2 separate regions of the Mus musculus genome follow, and region 1 is linked to region 2. A link is a loop called in an ENCODE intact Hi-C map of the cell type or tissue named here. Cell type or tissue: left cerebral cortex. All regions are shown on one strand. Each heading gives the region's core, and the rest is flanking DNA. Links, peaks and the distances in the headings are about the cores only. Region 1 overlaps Rfx3 (regulatory factor X, 3 (influences HLA class II expression)). Region 2 has its middle 110 kb from the start of Gm35697.

The links. Hi-C counts contacts between places; a loop is a spot of excess contacts. Peaks named below come from ENCODE experiments on the same cell type or tissue, not always from the same donor. Only the 100,000 strongest peaks of a DNase experiment are listed, where the experiment ranks them.
Region 1: a loop joins it to region 2, with 9 times the contacts of the local background. A loop is called at or near these places in 1 of 42 quality-filtered maps.

What each region holds. Positions count from the first base shown.
Region 1 is chr19:28,001,175-28,004,090 of GRCm38, forward strand. The region is part of intron 1 of Rfx3 (regulatory factor X, 3 (influences HLA class II expression)); the gene reads right to left. Among named protein-coding and RNA genes, the nearest start is that of Rfx3, 8.5 kb to the right of the region's middle. In left cerebral cortex, for the core only: no CTCF peak of the experiment used is centred there; DNase peaks (open chromatin) are centred at 1,731 and 2,498.
Region 2 is chr19:27,557,150-27,560,065 of GRCm38, forward strand. No RefSeq gene overlaps it. Among named protein-coding and RNA genes, the nearest start is that of Gm35697, 110 kb to the right of the region's middle. In left cerebral cortex, for the core only: no CTCF peak of the experiment used is centred there; DNase peaks (open chromatin) are centred at 1,244, 1,629 and 1,995; H3K27ac peaks cover 1,041 bases.

The DNA of each region.
Region 1 (2,916 bases), core at 211-2,710, 440 kb after region 2:
GCACTCCTTCTAATGCCAAACAAAATTAAATGTTCATGCAAACCGAAAGCAATCAAAGTATTCTCTTTCCAAATTCAAAGACAAAAGAATCACACTTGACTTGGAAAGTGAATGGCCTTTGCTCAGAGATAAAGCCACATCTATCATAGCTACTCATTCAATATTATTTAAAATTTCGAAAGTTCTAAAACTCAGCAAACTTCTGAAGCACAGAATGGTGGAATATTAATCCATCGATGTCATGTTGAACCCTATTTTAACTGAAATGAACCGTAATTTTTGCCTTTGATCAACTCTGCCACATGTAGCCCACAGCTAAAGTAGTTTCTACAAGTTATCACAATGTGAAGCACTATTAAAAATGTTACCAACCTCACACACAAGTCACCTGATGACCTTAATCAAACATTTCCCCCAATTTCGCTGTCTCAAGAACACAGCACTGAGGTGAAAGGCTCAAGGTTCCTAGTGTGGCCTCCAAGATGAAGATAATGCAGAAGACAGTGAAGAGAAAACAATATTGATCACATTCTACAGCACTCAACAAAACGTTAATTAAAATAACTTTCTAAATATGTACACAAAATACACACACACACACACACATAAAATAGAGTATCTAAGCAAACGTTATTTTTACAAGCACCTCAACTGTGTAATCTTTTGAAACAAAACATTTTAAATGCCCTTTAGAAACTGCAAAATAACCACAAAAATCAAAATTTATTTCATTTTTCATATACTAAATTTTTATGTTCAGTTTTCTCCATACAACATTAAAATACATGCTTTAAGTACATTTCAAGTTGTAAAGGAGATATTCAGATTGCTAGTATAATAGTTTGTTTTTAATTAATGACCTTAAGGATGGCACTTTATCAAAACTCACTGTCAAGATTTTTATCGAATATAATCAGAAGCTAATAAGTAAAAGTCTGGTGTTAGACAATTTGGCTCTTTAAAATGTCAGGACAATAAAAGCAAAGGATAATGCTAGGTTTTGGTGTCAAAAATATATCCATACATTCATCTATATAAAGCAAAGTATAAACAGATAATTGAGAAATCACTTCAAACCAGGTGTAATGATACACACCTTTAATCCCAACACTTGGGAGCAGATTCAAGAGTTCAATGCTAACCTGGCTTGCAGAAAAAAAAAGAAAGAGAGACACAGACAGACAGACAGACAGACAGACAGACAGAGAGACAGAGAGACAGAGAGAGACAGTGACAAAGAGACAGACAAAGGGGGAGGGAGGGAGGGAGGGAGGGAGAGAGGGAGGGAGGGGGAGGGGGAAGGGAAGGAGGGGAGGGGAAAAAGGGATGGAGGGGAGGGAAAAGAGGGAGGGGAAAGAGGGAGGAGAGGAAGGGAAAGGGAGGGAGGGGAGGGAAAAGAGGGAGGGGAAGAGATTCACATATGAACATTCCTAAAGCACAATGCTGACTCTTGAAAAAGAATCTTTTTAATCTAGTAATATACTAATGACTAGAAAAATTCACATATATTGTCTTGAAGATAAATAAAATAATTTACTAAAATACAATGAACATTTTAGTAAAGTAATAAAATATCTATCCTTAAGGAAGTATATGTACACTGTACAACCACACAGCAGAAAAGGAACAAGATGCAGGAGAAATCATAGTGCTTTAGCTTCTTCTCACTCCCGCCTTCTAGAGTCTGTGTCCCTACACATCTATACCCACTAGGATTTCACAATGCAGTAAACCATGAGAAGTATGTAAGTTACTGGTACTTAACAGGAACAGAAAATTTAAATGTGTACGGTTCTTGCTCCCCCTCTTCAAGACCCGTTCTATTTCCTCCACAGCTACAGTATGAAAGGAAAAATTTTTTTCTAGACAGGTTCCCTTTGCAACCTTATCCTCCAACTTTCAGTCCTCCTGCCTCAACTTCCTGGATCCTTAGATTGCAGGTATATGCCATTGAACACAGCTTGAAGAAACTTAACAAGCAAAGAGTCTCTGAACTGATATGGCACAAGGAAGGAAGGAAGGAAGGGAGGGAGGGAGGGAGGGAGGGAGGGAGGGAGGGAGGGAGGGAGGGAGGGAGGGAGGGAGGGAGGGAGGGAGGACTGTACTAACTCAGAGTGCAAAAAGTCACTTTAGAAATAATGGTTATACTAAAATATACACATATGCTATTAAACATACAAATCCAAATGAAGTCCAGAAACTTAAATATGCTTTTATTAACCAATTGAAAAATCATTCAAAATAACTTTTAAATTATAAGAATGGCAATCTCTTTATCTTTCACACACTTCTCTGTTAAGCTGGTGAGAGTTGTGATACAGCAAAATATATGTTCTTTCCTAAGTATAAAACTGTTTCCTCCCTTAGCGCCTGCCTCTCCCCACACCCTCCCACCCTGTCCTCTGTCTATCCACACACTGGGAAAATTATGTCCTGTTTTAAATATCTCACTGGTGAGCAACAGGAGCCCCAACTGTCAGACACTTGTCTGGCACACATACTTAGAGAAGCTGGTTCCAGCAGGAGCTCAAGCTGTGAGGCTCAGCTCACTCCTATGTGGGTGAGGAAATCAGATCACTTGGCCACCAGTCTCTAAAGAAACCACCAAAATGGGAGAACTTTGAGACCTTGTCATAGGCATAGTTATTAAGCTACCACTGGGCCTGAGGTTTTCTTTGTTGCTCTCCTCAGAAGAAACTACAAGTAAGTAGAATGTGAGATTTTTGAAACCACAGATAAATCACAGACTAGTTCCTAGCTCTGTGTCAGTAGCACGCCTCTGACTTCCCAGGTTAATCTTGCCATGGATTCATAGGTTGCAAAAAGTTTGCAAGATCACATTGTCTCACTGTTTATCTGACAGATGGAGAAACTGAGCCCCACACATTTTATGTTACTAGCTTACAGTTTCAGACA
Region 2 (2,916 bases), core at 197-2,696:
TAGAAGAGGAAAGACCACCGCAGATCAGCACACAGTCCTTAACATCTCTAAGGCCTGCCATCAACTAGGGAAACCAGGTCTCAGTTCAAAAGGTGATCTTGGTCTCCAGACTCTTGGCTTTTTTAAACCGTGCACATGTTGATACAGAAGCCCAGTGAGTTAATTTAGAAACGCTCACATAGGGCAAAGGCCCCAACATAGGGCTTCAGGGAAGCAGGCTTGCTGCTGCTTCAGTTCTCTTCTCTCGTCTCTTCTTCACTCTCCAAATGGCCTCCTTGGGGCATCTTTGAAAGGTCATTTTTGGTGAAGCCCTGCTCCATGTTGCTCAGCTCCAATGTCACTGATGGTGGCCACCATGGCAATAACACTGGCTGGGGAATACCAGGCACCATGGTGCTATTTATGTGGTTGTTTCTTACCAAATTCAAAATACTCTTATGGGGGACTATTATCTGTCACTTCACTGATGCAGATGACAATGAAGACAAAGGTTAGGTATCTCGTGTGAAAGGCAGAATAATGGCTTTTGAAAGATGTCTCAATCTAACCACTGAAGCCTTCTACATGGTGGCTTATATAACAAGGGGGCTTTCAGATATAATATGCTATGGATCTTGAAAGTGGGGGGCAGGGAGGTGGGAATACATGGGATTACACAATCCTCATGGGTTCACAATCACAATGTGATCCATCATGACCACAAGAATCCATCTAACAGAAAGGCAGGGAGTCTGAGTCAAGGAAGGAGATGTAACAACTAGAGCAGAAGCCAAGGCAACACATCTCCAGGGGATGGATTCTCCCCTAAAGTCTTGAGGAAGGACACAAACAATGCTTTAGCCTTGCAAGACCGTTTTAGATTTGTGACCCCTAACCTATAAAGTAATATATCTGAATTGTTCTAAACACCTAATAATTTCTACAGATTTGTTTTAATAGTATCAGCAACAAGAAACCCATACACTTTCACTGTGTATGGTCGTGAAAGTGTAAGTTCAGGGCTATAACACCCCATGCAGTCTCACTCTCAGGTGACTTTCTAGCTTCCTGATCCAACACTGAGGTTCTATAACATGGTCCTGGTGTCATCTACTCTAAGAGCTTCCTAAGTCTAGTTTTCTAAAGTGTAAAACTTCAGCTATGCAAATGCTTGGTATTGTTTCCTTAACAGATTCCTTATTGCCACCCTTTAACTCTGTTGTCAGTGCAAGGATGAGAAGTGTTGACAGGCTGGACAGAATTCTGTGACTCATGCATTCGGAGCCCGTGGGAGAATGAGGAAGAAATAGAAGCTAGCAACTGGAGACACTGAAGTTACTGGAGAAAAAAAAAAAAATTCTGAAACCAAAGAGGTGAAGTCAGGATAGATTCACGTAGGGAAATCTCAGGGGGTGTGCATTTTTAGTATTCAGGATTAAAAATTAGAAGTGACTTTCCAATAATTGGCTTTTAAAGCATATATGAGAAGACAATCAACATATTTAAGATGAGGAATCCTAAGGGAACCTAAAGGAATTTAAAAATCTTTTTTTGTGAGAGTAGGATGTGAGAAGATAGAGAGTAAAAGTCTACCAATTCTGATCCTTCAGCAACCAATTTCTGTCACATTTCTTCTCTAAGTTTTCCCTTAACCAGTCTAGCTCAAAGAAATTCCTCTGCACTGGCATAGAAATTCCAGCTGGACCATGCAACTACACATACCTGTGCATTTGCCCTCACTGTCTTGTATTGAAAACTCCACTTCTTTGTCAACCAACTGCATTCCCTGCTGGGAAAAAGAAGGAATGCATCTTTTATAAGCCATGTGTTTCCATGGGACAAAGAACATACAGAACACACCCAGTCAGGTAACATACCCAGTTTCTAAAAGCTTTGGCTCAGGAAAAGATGATCTGAATTATCCTGTAACTTCTGCTGAGGTTTTGACAACATCCATTTGTCCGTCGTATGGACTCCCAATTTTTGATCTGATATTTCAGGTATCTACCACCACATTCTTTTTTGCAGCCCCAAACTGGAATCCTGGATCTTGGTCTTACAGCATATACTGTGGTGGACCACACAGGTCTTTCTATCAGGATGGAGGCACTCACTGTTCAGCAGCTGAGGACAAAGAAAGGTGATGGTTCATAGCTGAGCTATTCTCTAGGTAGGAATTGTCTTCATACCAAAAGGACCACCTTACTTATTCATATCCCCTCTGAACACACAATCATAAGTGTATAATAAAAGCCACTGACCTCTAGATAGTTCAACTCTTAAAACAGGGCTAGCCCATCTTTTTTTTTTTTTTTAATGTTACATTTTCTTTTTTTTTTAATCTTTTTTTTTAATTAGGTATTTTCTTCATTTACATTTCCACTGCTATCCCAAAAGTCCCCCAAACCCTCCCTGCACCCGACTCTCCTACCCACCCACTCCCACTTCTTGGCCCTGGTATTCCCCTGTACGGAGGCATATAAAGTTTGCAAGACCAATGGGCCTCTCTTTCCACTGATGGCCAACCAGGCCATCTTCTGATTCATATGCAGCTAGAGACACGAGCTCCGGGGGGCGGGGAGGCGGGGGGAGGGATACTGGTTAGTTCATATTGTTGTTCCACCTATAGGGTTGAGATTCCTTTAGCTCCTTGGGTACTTTCTCTAGCTCCTCCATTGGGGGCCCTGTGATCCATCCAATAGCTGACTGTGAGCATCCACTTCTGTGTTTGCTAGGCCCCAGCATAGTCTCACAAGAGACAGCTATATCAGGGTCCTTTCAGCAAAATCTTACTAGTGTATGCAGTGGTGTCAGTGTTTGGATGCTGATTATGGGATGGATCCCCGGATATGGCAGTCTCTAGATGATCCATCCTTTCGTCTCAGCTCCAAACTTTGTCTCTGTAACTCCTTCCATGGGTGTTTTGTTCCCAATTCT